Regions from separate parts of the Homo sapiens genome. Here region 1 is linked to region 2. Evidence: chromatin loops called from intact Hi-C (ENCODE). Cell type or tissue: CD14-positive monocyte. All regions are shown on one strand. Each heading gives the region's core, and the rest is flanking DNA. Links, peaks and the distances in the headings are about the cores only. Region 1 has its middle 9.0 kb from the start of AQP6. Region 2 has its middle 14 kb from the start of RACGAP1.

Region 1 (8,328 bases), core at 204-8,203, 57 kb after region 2:
ATGGCCACTTAACCTAAGAACTTGGTAATTTTTTAATATGCCCCCTGTAGCGGGTATATTTTGTAAATAAGTGAAGGCACCAGGCCAGGAGGTCCCTAACTTGGGTAGTTTATTACACACTGGTTCTCAGAGCTATATTTGTTGATGGTTTGTGTTCACAAAGTCAGGTGGAAGACAGTTTGACGTCACCAGGAATAACCTTGTAGCATGTGGGAGCTTTGTCCTCTGCAATTGCGTGGGATGGGGAAGGAGGCTACTTTTCAGGGACTCCTAGTTGGAAGCAGGAATTTTTCCTTTTGTCTACCTTTCTCCCTCTGTAACTCTTGCCAGGCTTCATTTAGCTGCATTGTTTTTTATGCAGCATTACTCTCATATCTCACACAGTTGGGTACCATCTCTGTGCTAGGCTCAAACACATGTAAATGGATATTTAGACTTATAATAAAGCACCAGTTAAATCTTCTCTGGTCATCACTGAAGATGGAATTAGGAACTGATTCCCCATAAAGTCTCTAGGGAATTTAATATGGTGATTTACCATATACAGAGCGCTTTCATTTATCGTCTTACTTGATCTCACTTCACCCACCGGAGGTGGGGCAGGACAGGTGATACTATCCCAGTTAACAAATTCAGAGAGGTGATTTGGCTCAAACTCCTACCAACTAATGTGTAGCTTACCTGGGGTTAGAATCTGGGAGTTACAGCTTAGTCTGAAGGTTAGCCCTGGTGCTTGCTATTTCAGACTTCAGAGAGCATTGTGGGGCCTCTAAGTGTATTATTAGGTACTTAAGTACTAGTAAATGGCCTTTGCTTGGAGCCAGTGTTATTCACATTCCATGCAAGGAAGGATCTTGTTCTGCAAAGTGAGCAACTATAAAATGAGCAGCGCTGTAGAAAGAGATGATCACTTACTTTGCAGGAGTTCTCTCCATTATCCTAAGAACTTGGTAAGTCACACCCAACCTAGAGCCGCAGATTGCACTGAGGACTCTATGTATGTGGATGTAGTATGCATTCTCATTATGCATTCTCAGCAGATGACCCAGAAAGAGCAGGGAGGCCCAAACTGCTGGAGACGGCACGTGGGGCAGAATTTCCTAATGGTTGTCTGGGAGAATGGAAGACCTGGGCTTGGTGATGTAGGGCTGTTTTCTGTGTGGAAGGAGCAAGATGAGTTGTGTGAGCACTTGAGGTTGCTCCTGGTGGCAGTCTGTTTTCAGGCCACCCCTGTGCATCCTGTGTGCTCTGATGCTCAGAGCCAAGGACAGGCAAGTCTCGGAGCCAGAGCCATCAGCCTGCTTCTAGAAACGTGTCAGTGGATTAACTGATTAACTGACTGGCTTTCCCCCTAAGTGGCATTAGCTCTCACCCTGTCTCATGCTCACCATCTGGCTTTGAGTCTTCGAGTGATCTCTCTTCACAGCCTGCTTTGCGCCTGGGCTTTCCGAGGGCTGTGCAGCACTCTGCCTCATCAACCCTAGGGCCCAGTGCTCTCCAGGAAGGGGAGGTCAGTGTGCTGTGTCCACACATATGCATACCTGGGATCTGAAGACTACTTTAGACCTCAAAGGAAAAAAACCAGCTCAAGGGAGAATGAGCCTCCATGGTTAGTGACCTAAAGTCTTTTTGTTGTCAAAACTAACAAGTGGATCTGTTATTAGGTTAGCTTTTAAAATGGAGTTGCTCCCACCACAGAGAAAGCTCTTTCTGCCAGTGAGATGATAGTTTGTCCAGATTTTGGTAGAGAGATATTCAAAGGGGCTGGGATTTTTCTTTCTCATTAGGAAGCAAAGCCCGGGGGTGGAGGTGGTTAAAGGAACCACCTCCCTTCCTCCCAGGGAGCTGGCTGTGGCTGCTCTCTCCTCCTAGGTTAATATACATTGAATGGGGCTAAACGCCTGGTGCTTCTGGACAGAGTCCAGCCCCTCAGCAGAGCAGCCGCACTGTGAAGATACAGCTGCCGGCATTAAAGGGCTAAGCCCTTTCCAGCTGCTTTGCTTTAACGGTATCAGGAATTGCCTGCAGTCGGCAGCTTAGCAGAGCAGTCTTAGCCCGATTAGGAGGAAATGACTAATCTCTGCATCTTCTCTTGACACTGCTCTGGAGGCTCCGGGGAAAATAACCCAGTGGGTTGGGAAGTGGTTGGATAAATGGTGTTGGAGTGCTAGGCTCTAGCTCCTTAAAACTGTGGTCCCAGCTTGGTGTGGTTTGTGTTTGTTTTGCCTCTGTGAAAATAGGGGGCTGGCTTCTCTTCAGTGGACTCCCTGGCACTGAGGGAGAGGAGACGTTCACTGTGAGGGGTGGCCTGGGTACTTAAAAGCTGGTACAGCAAGAGATGTGCAGAGTTGAGAGCATATGGGGGCAATGTATCCATCCCCCTGGGAGGAGGAAGACACCTAAGATGGTCCCCACTTCAGCCTTCCATTCCTCTTTTCACTAAAACCCCATGTAAAGAGCCAAGATTCAGACCCGGCACAGTGGCTCACACCTGTAATCCCAGCACTTTGGGAGGCCGAGGCGGGCAAATCATCTGAGATCGGGAGTTCAAGACCAGCCTGACCAACATGGAGAAACCCCATCCCTACTAAAAATACAAAATTAGCCGGGCATGGTGGCGTATGCCTATAATCCCAGCTACTCAGGAGGCTGAGGCAGGAGAATCACTTAAACCCAGGTGGCGGAGGTTGCGGTGAGCCAAGATTGTGCCATTGCACTCCAGCCTCGGCAACAAGAGTGAAACGCCATCTCAAAAAAAAAAAAAAAAGAAAGAGAAATTATCATTTCATTGATTGAAAAGATGCACTTTGGAAAATATTGTTAATATCTCTGAGAATTGGGACATCTTATAATCAATGGCATCTTACTAATATAATGCAATGTTCCTCAGTAGCTCATAAAATAGTAGTGCATCTTGTAATCAATGTTATTTGGGTTGGAAGTGTTAGCTATTCATGTGAGATAGGCTGTTGGATGGACCAGCTGTGCAGGCCAAGAAAACAGCGACTTTGCTGTGGTCAAAGAGAGATTAAAACAGGAGGTTCCCCCTGGTCTGAAAGATAGCTACAGTATAGGAAAAGCAGAGAAACCAAGGCTCAGTCCAAGACACATAGCATGAAGAAGCAGACAAGCAATGTGTGGGGCAGGATCAAGATTGGACCCAGTCATGACCCCAGAGCTGTTAGGGGAAAGCCACTGTGAATCAGTGATGAGCTGACCAAAATAACAGTACATCCTGGTGGACACCAGGCTGCTTTAACACATGAGAGATGGGAGGTTTTAGACATTCTGTTTGGGCTGGGTTTTGGGAGTGTGTGTTGCAATCCTTTGACCACCTCACTCATCAAGAATATCAGAGGAAGTTCTTTCTTCTTTTGAAAATGAAAGGCCATGATTTGGGGACCTACAAAAAAAGGAAGCCTGTCTCATAGGACAGACAGTAAAGATAAGGAACATATTGCCCTGAAATTAGAAGTAGACTAAAAATATCATTTTGTTTAAGGAGATATTCCTGTTAGAGGCAGATGTTCAAATAACTATGAAGTCACGTGTTCAGTGCTGGGATAGAGGTGGTGCAGAGTGCTGGGGGAGCTCACAGAGCCTTAAGGTCCTGACATGAGAGCTGGAACTCGGGCTGTGCCAGGCAGTTAGGGAGGGACAGAGCGTATTTCCAGAGAAAGCCCCTCCAGCCTGCTGCTCCAGAACCAGACGCCCCTGACTGCTGTCCTGGCCTCTTCCCTCACCACAGGCTGGACCCTTGTTCCCGGATCAAACCCAGGGTCAGGATGCTTATTTTCGTGGCCCAATAATGAGACACAGGTGGACTGGGAAAGAAGGGAGTTTTCATTTCTGTAACCGGTTACAGGGAGAAGGCCTGGAAATTATCACCACACCAACTCAAAACTACAAAGTTTTCCAGAGCTTAGATACCTTCCAAGCTAGATGTCTGTGTGTAAGTGTGCATTCATCTAAAGACATAACTTCTTTTAATCTATAACTAAGATCTGAGGCCTGAAGACCTTCCTCTGGAACCTCAGTAAATTTACTTAATTTAAATGGGTCCAGGTGATGGGGTGATTACCCTTGTCTCCTGCTAAATCATGGAGGTTTGGGGAGTTCCTTCAGACCCCCAATAAACTTGTTTAATCCTAAACAGGCCCTGTTAATAATTCTTTTGTTATTTTGTCATGCTTTAAGCTCTAGGAAAGGCCTAGGCAAAACTCTTTTTTTTTTTTTTTGAGACAGGGTTTCGCTCTTTTTGCCCAGGCTGGAGTGCAGTGGTGCTCACCACAACCTCCACCTCCCAGGTTCAAACGATTCTCCTGCCTCAGCCTCCCGAGGAGCTGGGACTACAGGCGCCCGCCACCATGCCTGGCTAATTTTTTGTATTTTTAGTAGAGACGGGGTTTCACCGTGTTAGCTGGGATGGTCTCGATCTCCTGACCTCGTGATCCACCTGCCTCGGCCTCCCAAAGTGTTGGGATTACAGGCGTGAGCCACCGTTCCTAGCAACCTAGGCAAAACTCCTGGTGGCCGTTTGTTATATTCCAGCCTTTGTATAAGGGCACTGGCTGTCTTAGCTTTTAATATTTAACTTAACCACTCAGTGAGTACTGAAACAGTTGTTATGGAGGCCTGCATTAGTGAGACCTGGCCTGCCACACGCTGGCCTGGCTGGAGCTTGTTTCATCTGTCCATGGGGGTGGAGCGGGAGTTATTTGTCCCTGCCTTTGTCTCTGGCCTCCTCCACCTGCAGCTCTGGCAATAGCTGCCCCTTTATGGGTTTCAATCAGAGCTCTGAAACATTGTTTTTCATTTCCCCCTTTTCTGCTAATTAACTGCAGCCTATTAATTAGTGCTATTGGACTCCCCACTCCCATAAACCCCATTCACTAACCATGCCTTGCCTCCCCAGCTTTTGCTAAATATGTGACTGCGCTGTAGTGTAGCTGCCGCTCCCTGAGAAGTGATTACGGATCTTGGCTATGCTGACCCCCTGCCACAGCTGCCCAGAGAGGTCACAGCTTGGCCAGATGCTTCATCTTGATTAGCCCTTAACTTCTTCCCTCCCTTCTTCCCTCCCCATCTTCCTCTCTGACATTGAGAGGGCCTGGCACTAAGCTGTCAGTTAAAATCCCTCTTAGTATCAAGCATCGATCTCTCTTCTCGCGGCACTCCCTGGGGTTGCTCCGGGGCACAGAAAACAGCACTGTGGGGCCAGAGGAACTTAGCTGATCCCCTCCCCTGACCTGGTGGAGTCTCCCATCAAAACCCAGATCTGCTTGTTTCAGATCCCTTGACCTCATTATCGATCACAGTGATTTTGGTCTGTGTTACCCCTTTAACTCTCAGCTCTGATGTCAGCTCCCTTTTTGTTTACTTAGCTTTCATGTGAAATTCCTAATCTTCAAAGCTCTGCTTCTTTTCACCTCTTTTCCACCCCACCCAGACTTCTTACCTCCATTCCTGGAGTCTCCCAACTCTCCCAGTGTGATCACTTCAGTGCTCCACTTCTCCGTTATGAGAAGGCCCTTATTTCTCGCTCTCTTTTTTTCTTTTGAGACTGAGTCTTGCTCTGTCGCCCAGGCTGGAGTGCAGTGGCGTGATCTCGGCTCACTGCAACCTCTGCCTCCAAGGTTCAGACAGTTCTCCTGCCTCGGCCTCCCATGTAGCTGGGATTACAGGCATGTGCCACCACGCCTGGTTAATTTTTGTATTTTTAGTAGAGATGGGGTTTCACCTTGTTGGCCAGGCTGGTCTCAAACTCCTGACCTCAAGTGATCCACCCGCTTTGGCCTCCCAAAGTGCTGGGATTACAGGTGTGTGGTTAGAGCCCGGCCTCTTTCTTGTGTTTAATTCTTATGTTTTAATTCTTGACTCCTCTTCTGTGATTCCCCCTTTCCCCCAAATACACTCATAAACTCTCTCCCCCCGTCCCCCCTCAGCTCAAGCTAAGCCTGGGGTATGGGAAGGATGTGATCCCTTCTTTAGTAATAGCCCAGGCCTCATTAGAAACTGCAGGGGAAGTAGCTGAACTTATGGTAGACAGAATGCAATACCGCGATCATGATGGTGGTAAAAATAGCTACCACTGATTGAGATCTGACTGCCTGTCAGGCATGGTGTGAAACACACACACATCTCATGTAGTTCTTCCAGCTCCCTTTTGACTGTACTCCATCCTCCAGATGAGGAAAGTGAGGCTCAGGATCCTTAAGTAACTTGCCCAAGTTCACACAGCTGCTAAGTGCCTGAGCCTGTATTTAAACTCTGTCAACTCCCGATCTATGTTTATGTAGTTTTTTTTTTTTTTTTTAACTTTGGTCCGCACAATCCTTTAGGTGAAAGTGATTTTCTTTGGAATGTAAAAGCGCCCAGATCATGGTGTGACTCTACTCTTCCTTCAGTCCTAGGAGACCAAATGTGGCTCAGAGCCCTACCCCTTCCTGGCCTTTTCCCCCTTGCACAGTATGACCCCAGATGAGGCCTGTCCTCTTTATACCTGGAGGTAGTAGATCGAAGATGAAAAGTGGGGGTGGGAAGCGGAGAGGGGCTTCCTGCCAGCCAATCGGGACGCGACCGCCCAGGCTCCCAGCACAGCATCATCTGCTCCTGCTAAGACAATCATCAACATAAAAGGCTAATTGTATTAATCACCAAGGCACCCGGCCCGAGTCCCCCTCCCTTTGGGGAGAATTATGAATTGCAATTGCAGATGGCTCCACTGATTGAAGGCAGTGCTCAGCAGGGAGAAGGGTCAGATCAGATTATACACCATTAATTAAAAACTTCCCTGACAAACAGGAGGAAGGGAATGCACACCAAGGGCTGGCCTGGTTGGGTCTCTGTCCTCCCCATGTCCCCTGCCCCCACCCAGGCCCAGGGGCTATGCCAATGAAGCCTGCTTCCCCCAGCTGGAGCTACTGAGATTCAGCTCTCCAAAGGCCAGCCCTTCCCTCATCCAAACAGATGGCCTGCTGTCCTATTAAAGGGCTCCAGAGGAGGGGAAGCGAACCTTTGGTTACTTATTTCCACGTCTAACCTTGGATGCTCTTCAGAGGCTAACCTAATTCCCCACTTCTCAGGAAACTTATTTCCTCCTGCTCTGTCCTGACAGAACTGCTTTGAAGAACTGTTAGTGAAAATAGCCCCTCAGCTTTCTCTTCAGGCAACCCCTCATATTTTGGCCTGTATGTTCCTGGGACAGACATTGTGAAGCCTGCTCTGAAATTGTGGGTGGAACAGCAAATATCTGGCGATGCACCCTCTCCCCAGCCCCTGCCTGGAAGCATAGGCTTCTCAGCTGCTGTCATACTGGCTTATTTGGAGCTGTAACTCCTGAAATTTTCTCCTCTTGATCTATTACTGCCTCCCATCCTCCCCAACTGCCCAGCCTTATTCATTCATCAAACTTATATTGAGCACCCAGTGTGTGCTTGGCTCTGGGGACAAAAAGCAGTGATCATTTGTCAAGGAGCTTAAGAGCCTACCATAGGAGCTCCACGCCCCCATCCCCTTCAATCCTCTAGTTCCTGTTTCCTTCCTTCCTGGGGCTGCAGCTTGTATGAACCCCCCAGGAGCTCTATTTTGGAAAATTCTCAACTGGGAGCTGGGGAGACCTTAAGTGTTCGTGCTCCTGAACCAGGTGACCTTGAGCAAGTCAATCATGTCCTCTGTTTACACATACGCTCTCATACATGCATACATACAGACACCCAGCTCTCCCTGCTCATAAAAGGACACAGGCAGCCTTGGACTCTGAGAGATTGTGAAGATGGATGAGTGGGGCCCAGCTTGGAGAGATGTGAGTAGTATCTGCGCTGATATTACAGAACGCTGAGCACAGCTACTGGGGCTATGAGCACCAGGGATTCAGCTACTGCACTGGTCACAGGCTGGGCCTGCCACACTGCCCTTGGAAGACTTGGGCAGCCTTTCCCCCATCCCCAGTCCCTCAGGAGACATCACTAAAAAGGATCTATCTTTTGTTTGTATTTTAATTTAATTAATTTTTCATTTTAAATAATAGAGATGAAGTTTCACTATGCTGCCCAGGATGGTCTCAAACTCCTGGCCTCAAGCAATCCTCCTGCTTGGGCCACCCAACATGTTGGTGATTACAGGTTTGAGCCGTCATGCCTGGCTAAGTTTTTAATTTTTTGTAGAGGCAGGGTTTTGCCATGTTGTCCAGGCTGGTCTCGAACTCCTGGCCTCAAGCGATCCTCCCACTTTGGCCTCCCAAAGTGTTAGGATTACAGGTGGGAGCCACTGCACCAGGCCAGGACCCATCTTTTGTTTTGTTTTTTTTGTTTTTTTTTTTGAGACAGA
Region 2 (8,328 bases), core at 228-8,227:
AAGACAGTCTGTGCCCTCAGAGAATCAGCTGGGGACTCTAGTTAAGAGATTAGAACACATTCATAAAAAGTGGCTCATGCCTATGATCCCAGCACTTTGGGAGGCCAAGGCAGGCAGATCACTTAAGGTCAGGAGTTTGAGACCAGCCTGGACAACGTGATGAAACCCCGTCTCTACTAAAAATACAAAACAATGAGCCGGGCATGGTGGCAGGTGCCTGTAATCCCAGCTACTTGGAAGGCTGAGACAGGAAAATCGCTTGAACCCGGGAGGCAGAGGCTGCAGTGAGCCGAGATCACGCCACTGCAGTCCAGCCTGGGCAACAGAGCGAGAGTCCTCCTCCTCAAAAAAAAAAAAAAAAAAAAAAAAAAGTGAATGGTAAGTCAAGAAAGCCTATGCTTATTGCCACTGTGGGTCAGAGTGGGAGGGAAGGCTTCACGGAGGAGGGGACCTCAAATACAGGGGATCAAAGAGATCTGGATAGGCAGAGGAGGAAGGGGAAGACATGAGATGAGTCAGCCTGATGGTTCATGTGAAAAATGAAGTGAGGAGATCTAACCAGAAGGAAGGCCAAGCAGGAGAGCAGTGAGAGTTGAGGTTGGAACCAGAAAAGAAGCATATGAAGGTATAATGCATTGTAAGTTTGTGCATGACTCTATACTTCCCAGAGCATTCTCTGTGCCATCCTCTTTAACAGATGAGAAAACTATGGTTTAGAGTAATTTACAGATCTGTCCAGTTTTTAGCTCAGGGATGGGGAGACAGGCCTGGGGCTGAGGCCTCCAACCCTCTGCTCCAATGGGAGGCAGTGTGGAGTGATGGGATCCATCCAACCTGAGTCTCGGTTCCTTCCAGCTGGTAACAACGGGCAATTATTCAACGGCCACATCCACTATACCTACCTCTCAGGCTGTAGTATGGGCCAGATATATGAAAAACACTTCCTATATCTGCATGGTGCTTGGCACATGGCAGCCTGGTAATAAATATTAACTCCATCCCCTAGCCTCCCTCCACCGTCTCCTCTCCATCACCTTGTCCACTCACTGGAGGCTGGGTGGAAGTTGTCTCGTTCTGTATTCAGGCAAGCCTGCCACCCTGCACCACTCCGGGGCGCACCATTCACAGGAGGACATAAGGGTAGGAGGAGTTAGGAAGGAGACACTATTGACCAACTGCCTCTCAAACCTCCCTCTTCAGAATGTCTTTCTGGATTGGTCTGAGGAGAGTTGACAGCTACTCCTCTCAGTTCAGGATTGTTTGTCCAAGAAACTGCCTTATCTCCTTTCCCAGACAGACTGTGTCCTCACCCCACTTCGGGAGGGCAGGGACCAGAACTGGGATCCTAAGACAAGAAGGAACCCTGTGGAGCCATGTCCAGGACCAGCCTTCAGTCAGGGAACGCACCAGGAATCCCATTGTCTTGTAACAGGACAATGCTATTGGCACAATTGTTTACAACTTTCATATCTCCGGCTTTGTTGATACTCACTATCACCTTAGGACGCAGGCCTTATATTTGTGTCACCCGCATTTTATAGATGAATAAACCGGAGCTCAGAGAGGTTAAATGATGTTGCCCAAGACCAGTGAAGCAGCGAGTGGCTGAGCCTCCGCTAGGGTCTAGGGATGCCGAATGCCGTTGTTCTCTCCCTCACCCGCACTGCCCCAAGGCTTAGAGAGGCTCAGTGACTTGCACAAAATCCCTGCACTTGGAAGCGGTAGGGGGGTTAGAACCCAGGCCTCCTCTCCAGCCCCCAGAGCAGTGTTCTTTCTGTTCCATCACCCTGCACTGGGTAGAAAAACTGCTGTGGGGAAACAAGTTTGGCAGTTGAGAGGGAGAAAGGAGGGGAAGGGAGGAGGAAGGAGCTTGGGCTCTGCTGGTGACTGCGGAGGATGGGGTCGATATAGAGATGGGAGGGTTGGGACACCAGGGTCCCCAGGTGGCAGGGCCTGGGACCAGCCCTCCTCACTCTGTCAGGCCTGGGGCTGCAGGCTGCCAGTGCTCTTCCATCAAGACCCCCGGAGAGTCTGAAATCAAATATTCCTCCTCCCCTGCTCAGGCAGGCTTACTGCCATTGACAGCAAATGTATTGCTCTAATCTTTTCTCATTTTGCCAGGATGGGCTCCATTCTGACCTCCCTCCCAGCCTTGAAGGCTTCACAGAGGCAGGAGGGAAGCACGGAGGAACAGGAGGAATGAGATGGGAGGGAGGAGCAGGGGTTGGGCTGTAAATGGGGCAGCCACAACGATTCCAGGTTTCATATGGCCTCGTCTCTAGAAGGCTGGAAGATACTTCGAATTTGGAGGAAGTCAGTTCCTCTGCGTTCCCCGAGGGTTTCCCTGGGAAAGCAGATGGGAAAAGCTTGGTAGGCAGTAAGGAAGCAGGCCCTGGGGCCCCAGAGAAACAGACCAGGCTGGGTGTGTGTGGGTGTGTGGGGGTGGATGCTGGAGCCAAAATTCCAAGCTTGGGAGACTATCCTGTTGAGAAGAGGGGTAGGTTGTGTGTGTGCACCCTCTCCAGAGTGGCTGGCCTGCCTGCCTGTCCCGCTGTCCTCTGCCATCCAGGGAAGCCTTGCCAACATGAATGGCCCTGCTCTTTTGCCTGCCTCTCCTTCTGGCCTTCTCTGCTGGGAAGCACTCACTTGGGAAACCTCAGACAGGCATTGTGGGAGAATCAGAGGTGTGGGAGGGTGGGTGGAAGAGTCCTGGGAGGCACTTGGCCTGGGGGACAGGGATGGTGCCCAGAGCCCAGGCAAGGGGTGGAGGGGCAGATAGGGCAGAGGGGTTGTGGGAAAGAATTAGAAGCTCAGAGCCAGCTGGGGTCCATGAGAAGGGAAGAGCAGATGAGTAGGGCTTGGCTGGGAAGGGGAAGGGTGGCACCTCCAGAGCAGGAGTGAGGCAGGCAGAGTCCAGTGCTCCGCCTGAGAAGCTGGGAGGCCAGAGGCCCTGGATTCTACTTCATTTGTTCTGCTAAAATCAGCCCTGAGCATGTGTGCGTGCGTGTGTGTGTGTGTGTGTGTGTGTGTGTGTGTGTCTGTCTGTCTGTCTCTCCCAAGGTAGGGTAGAGTCCCTGTGCCCCATCATGGTGGGCATCCCTTTGTCTGAGTGTATCTTCGGGTTGGGCCCGAAAGTTTTCTGGGTCCTGATGGTTTATGAGTGGAGAGGGCCTCAGCCTCTGGCGGTGGGTAGGGGCGGGTGTGAGCTGCCTTGTCCCTTTGAGGCTCTCTGGCCCTTCCCAGGGAGAAAGTCCTGGCTGGAGTGTCTGAGCTGGGTGGAGCTCTGCCCGGGATTCAGCAGGGGAGGGAAGGGAGTGGAAGGAGGGTTCTGGCCTCCCAGTCCTCCCTTCTGGCAGTGAGCTGCTGCCTTCTACTGCTGGGCAAGGCAGGCCCTGCATGTCAGCAAAGATCTCAGAATTGTTACCTTTCTAGACAGACCCCCCTGCCTGGCATGATCTTCCTTCTCTCCTCTGATTGTCCCCAGCCCCACTTTCAGAATGGCTTCCCTGACTCCATAGGTCTCCATCCATTCCCTGCACTTGCGAGGTCCATGGGAAGCCACTCACTTGGGATAGCCATCCTGCCTTGTAGGAACATTTCCTCCTCTCAGTCCCTCTTGTCTGAGGATAGCTGAGGTGGAATTTGAGAAATTCTCTGTTTCTACGCCTCCAAGGTCCAACCAGACAGGAATGACTACTGGCTGCCACAGGAGCCCCCATGCAGGTGTGAGTCCAGTGCAGCGGACCTGGGACAGGTCACCCCACCCTGGGCCCCTTACCTCCCCCAGCTCTGGAGAGACACCTCCCTTACAGAGTACTTAGGTCTAACAGGTCTCAACTGTGGTCTATAGAGCCTGGGCCAGAAGCTTGACCTCACCCCTCTCTCTGTTTAGAGCCTGTTCACCATGGGCCTCAGCTTCCACGTTGCACAAGGGCTGCAGCGCCCCCTGGTGGCCCAAAGTCCTTTCTCCCAGGTGGCTGCGGAGGATGGCAGCTGATAAGGCCTTTAGAGGATATCTACACTAGGGGCTTCCAACCTTTTTATTCTTTTATTTTTTTAACTTAAGCCAGGAGCGGTGACTCACCCCACCCAGTAATCCCAGCACTTTGGGAGGCTGAGGTGGGCGGAGCGCTTGAGCTGAGGAGTTCCAGACCAGCCTGGCCAACATGGTGAAACCCATCTCTACTCAAAACACAAAATTCACCGGGCATGATAGCACTTGCCTGTAATCCCAGCTACGCAGAGGCTGAGGCAGGAGAATCGCTTGAACCCGGAAGGCAGGGGTTGCAGTGAGCCGAGATCCCGCCATTGCACTCCAGCCTGGGCGACAGAGCAAGACTCTGTCTCAATAATAATAATTAAAATTTTTTTGCAGTGATGGGATCTCACTATGCTGCGATGGAATACCTGGCCTCAAGCGATCCTCCTGCCTCAGCCTCTGAAAGCATTGGGATTACAGGCGTGAGCCACCATGCCTGGCCCAACCTTTTAAATTTTTTATTTATTTTTTATTTTTAATTCTTCTGGGTAACTTATAGAACCCAGCATAACCTTTCTATTTCCAAAAAAATTTCCCTGACCATGACCATATGGCAATAGCTGTACTTTTGTTATCTTTTGACTGAGAAAATACATGATGATTGAGTTCTGGATCGCATCATTAAAGCTCATTTGGATCTCGTCTCCCAGCAATCACACAGTTACACAGTCAGTTACACACAGATGGGCTACTCAGTCTTTATGGAGGCCAGGGGCTGAGTCTCTCCTGATCACTCCAAGGTTTCTACAGTTAGGGAACCACAGATCTATATTCTTCTTATGTAACAGATGAGGCCTAGAAAGGGGAAGGAACCTGATAAAATTCACACAGCTAGAGAAGTTGTGCCAGAATTTGAATTCAAGATAGATGCTTGTCAAAGGGACCGCAGGGGCTTAAATAGGGAGGAAGGTGCAGACAGGGCTCGGAGGAGGGGGCAGCAGAACAGGGCTGTCTCCAACAGGGGCAGGGAACCCCACCTTATTTCCTTACCATTCAGATTCAGGTAAGATATGCCCATAAAGAATGACCTATGGGAAGGAGATGTCAAAAGAACAAATACAAGGATGAGGGGAGAGGAGCAACCAGCTCTGCTTAAAGCCCCTTCCCCTATATACCCAGACTGTGCAGGTCATTTTAACCTCTAGGTTAAGAGTCATTTAACCTCGGCTAGGGGCAATGGCTCACGCCTGCAATCCCAGCACTTTGGGAGGCCGAGGCGGGCGAATCATAAGGTTAGGAGCTCGAGACAAGCCTGGCCAACATGGTGAAACCCCGTCTCTACTAAAAATACAAAAAATTAACTGGGCGTAGTGGCAGGCGCCTGTAATCCCAGCTACTCGGGAGGCTGAGGCAGGAGAATCGCTTGAACCCAGGAGGCGGAGATTGCAGTGAGCTGAGATTGTGCCACTGGACTCCAGCCTGGGCGACAGAGTGAGACTCTGTCTCGAAAAAAAAAAGAAAAAAAAAGAAAAAAAATTACTTGCCTAGAGATTAAATGACTTTTTTTTTTTTTTTGAGACGGAGTCTTGCTCTGTTGCCCAGTCTGGAGTGCAGTGGCAGGACCTTGACTCACTGCAACCTCTGCCTCCCAGGTTCAAGCGATTCCCTTGCCTCAGCCTCCCGAGTAGCTGGGATTACAGGCGCCTGCCCTCATGCCCAGATAATTTTGTATTTTTAATAGAGACGGAGTTTCACCATGTTGGTCAGGCTGGTCTCAAACTCCGGACCTCAGGTGATCCACCTGTCTAGGCAAGTCACTTAACCTCTCTGAGACTCAGCTTTCTCAATGGTAAAATGAGAGTGAACCATAATGTCTTTCTTACTCCTCATGACTGTTGTAAAAACCCAATTAAATATGTATAGAAGTTTTGGTAAATAGCAAAGTGATGGCTGGGTGTGGTGGCTTCACGCCTGTAATCCTAGCACTTTGGGAGGCCGAGGCAGGCGAATCACGAGGTCAAGAGTTTGAGACCAGCCTGGCCAACATGGTGAAACCCCGTCTCTACTAAAATACAAAAATTAGCTGGGCATGGTGGCACATGCCTGTAATCCCAGCTACTCGGTAGGCTGAGGCCGGAGAATCGCTTGAACCCAGGAGGTGGAGGTTGCAGTGAGCTGATATCGCACTCCAGCCTGAGCGACAGAGTGAGACTCTGTCTCAAAAAAAGAAAAGAAAAGAAAAAAAAGGTTATGGATGCCAAGTTCCTTTCCCCAGTCACTTTGCTATTATTTATTTATTTATTTATTTTTGAGATGGAGTCTCGCTCTGTCGCCCAATCTCAGCTCACTGCAACCTCTGCCTCCCGGGCTCAAGCAATTCTCCTGAGTGCAGTGCTGTGATCTCAGCTCACTGCAACCTCTGCCTCCTGGGTTCAAGCGATTCTCCTGCCTCAGCCTCCTGAGTAGCTGGGATTACAGGCATGCGCTACCATGCCTGGCTAATTTTGTATTTTTAGTAGAGACAGGATTTCTCCATGTTGGTCAGGCTGGTCTCGAACCCCCGACTTCAGGTGATCCGCCTGCCTCAGCCTCCCAAAGTGCTGGGATTATAGGCGTGAGCCACTGTGCCTGGCCCCATAACCTCTTATTTAATCTTCAGCTCAACCCTGTGAAGTAGGTTATGTTATTCTCATTTCACACTGGAGGTAAAAGAAGCAGAGTGTAACAGAAACGGAGGGAAGTTTAATAGGGAGGAAGAGAGCTGAATTTGACTCCAGGTCAGACTAGGGAGAACTAGCTCCTGGCTTGTCTTTCAGAATTAACAGTTAGTAGAAGTGGCACTTGTTACAATTTACGTAAATCTCTGGTCTGCTTTTTAGAACCAGCTACTTCCTCTCACTCTTGGCAGCCCATTCCTCTATAGTTCCAGCCATCTTGAACCCAGAGCAGCAAGGTGTGCCCTGAATAAAGTGCAGACAGGCAGTGGGCTTTGCTTGAAGCAGGAGTTAGCTGAGGCGGGCAGAGTACAGGACTGTGCGTGGCAGTAGAATACCAAACCTATTTGCACATAAGAATCACCTGGGAAGATGATTTTTGGAAAATCTCTGAGTCCTACACCTCATGATTCTCAGCTTTGGACCTGTATTTTCAATGCTGATGACCAGCTGAGCTTGGGAAGGGGACGGTGAGGCTACTTTACCGTCTCAGATACAGCCATTCAACATGTTGTTATAGAGCGGTGGTTCCAAATGTGGTTCCCAGATCTGCAACATCAGCATCATCTAGGAATGCATTCAAAATGAAAATTCTTGGGGCCCATGGAAGACGGATGGAATGAGGAACTCCATGATGGGTCCCAGCAATCTGTATGTTACCAAGCTCTCCAGGGGATTTTGATGCACGCTAAGGTTTGAGAAGCACTGGTATAGAACAGGGACTTACTGTGAGTCAGACACATTGTTCGGCAGGGGACAGGCTGGGGTGAATAAGCTACGGTCTCTGTTTTTTTTTTTTTTTTTTTTTTTTTTTTGAGACAGAGTCTTGCCCTGTCACCCAGGCTGAAGTGTAGTGGGGCGATCTTGGCTCACTGCAACCTCCGCCCCCCGAGTTCAAGTGATTCTCCTGGCTCAGCCATCCGAGGGGCTAGGATTACAGGCGTATGCCACCATGCCCAGCTAATTTTTGTGTTTTTAGTAGAGATGGGGTTTTGCCATGTTGGCCAGGCTGGTCTTGAGCTCCTGACCTCAGTTGATCTGCCAACCTTGGCCTCCCAAAGTGCTGAGATAACAGGCATGAGCCACCACACCCGGCCTATGGTCTCTGTTTTTGTTTTTTAATTAATTAAATTTTTTTTTTGAGATGGAGTTTTGCCCTTGTTGCCCAGGCTGGAGTGCAATGGTGCAATCTCAGCTCACTGCAACCTCTGCCTCCTGGGTTCAAGCGATTCTCCTGCCTCAGCCTCCTGAGTAGCTGGGATAACAGGCATGTGCCACCATCCCTGGCTAATTTTGTATTTTTAGTAGAGACAGGGTTTCTCCATGTTGGCCAGGCTGGTCTCGAACTCCCGACCTCAGGTGATCCACCTGCCTCGGCCTCATAAAGTGTTGGGATTACAGGCGTGAGCCATCGTGCCCGGCGGTCTCTGTTTTCAAAGAGGTTGGACTCTAGTAGAGATGAGTTCAGCATGTCAATAACTATATCCCCTCCTCCAAGCAGGGCTCCCCAGAGCCTGGACACCCAGGAGAGACACAGGCGTGTTTCTAAAGGGGGACTTGTTTCTATTTGTTCCTATTAGAGTTTTGTTGTTATTGTTGTTTTGTGGGTGGTTTGTTTTGTTTTGTATTTTTTGA

What was found. Peaks named below come from ENCODE experiments on the same cell type or tissue, not always from the same donor. Only the 100,000 strongest peaks of a DNase experiment are listed, where the experiment ranks them.
Region 1: a loop joins it to region 2, with 2.9 times the contacts of the local background. A loop is called at or near these places in 11 of 110 quality-filtered maps.

What each region holds. Positions count from the first base shown.
Region 1 is chr12:49,977,735-49,986,062 of GRCh38, reverse strand. No RefSeq gene overlaps it. Among named protein-coding and RNA genes, the nearest start is that of AQP6, 9.0 kb to the right of the region's middle. In CD14-positive monocyte, for the core only: no CTCF peak of the experiment used is centred there; DNase peaks (open chromatin) are centred at 2,072 and 3,272; H3K4me3 peaks cover 2,381 bases; H3K27ac peaks cover 2,859 bases.
Region 2 is chr12:50,035,021-50,043,348 of GRCh38, reverse strand. No RefSeq gene overlaps it. Among named protein-coding and RNA genes, the nearest start is that of RACGAP1, 14 kb to the right of the region's middle. RefSeq lists a cis regulatory region at 951-1,839 and enhancers at 2,178-2,933, 2,934-3,689. In CD14-positive monocyte, for the core only: CTCF peaks have their summits at 3,769 and 3,968 (motif pointing left); a DNase peak (open chromatin) is centred at 3,928.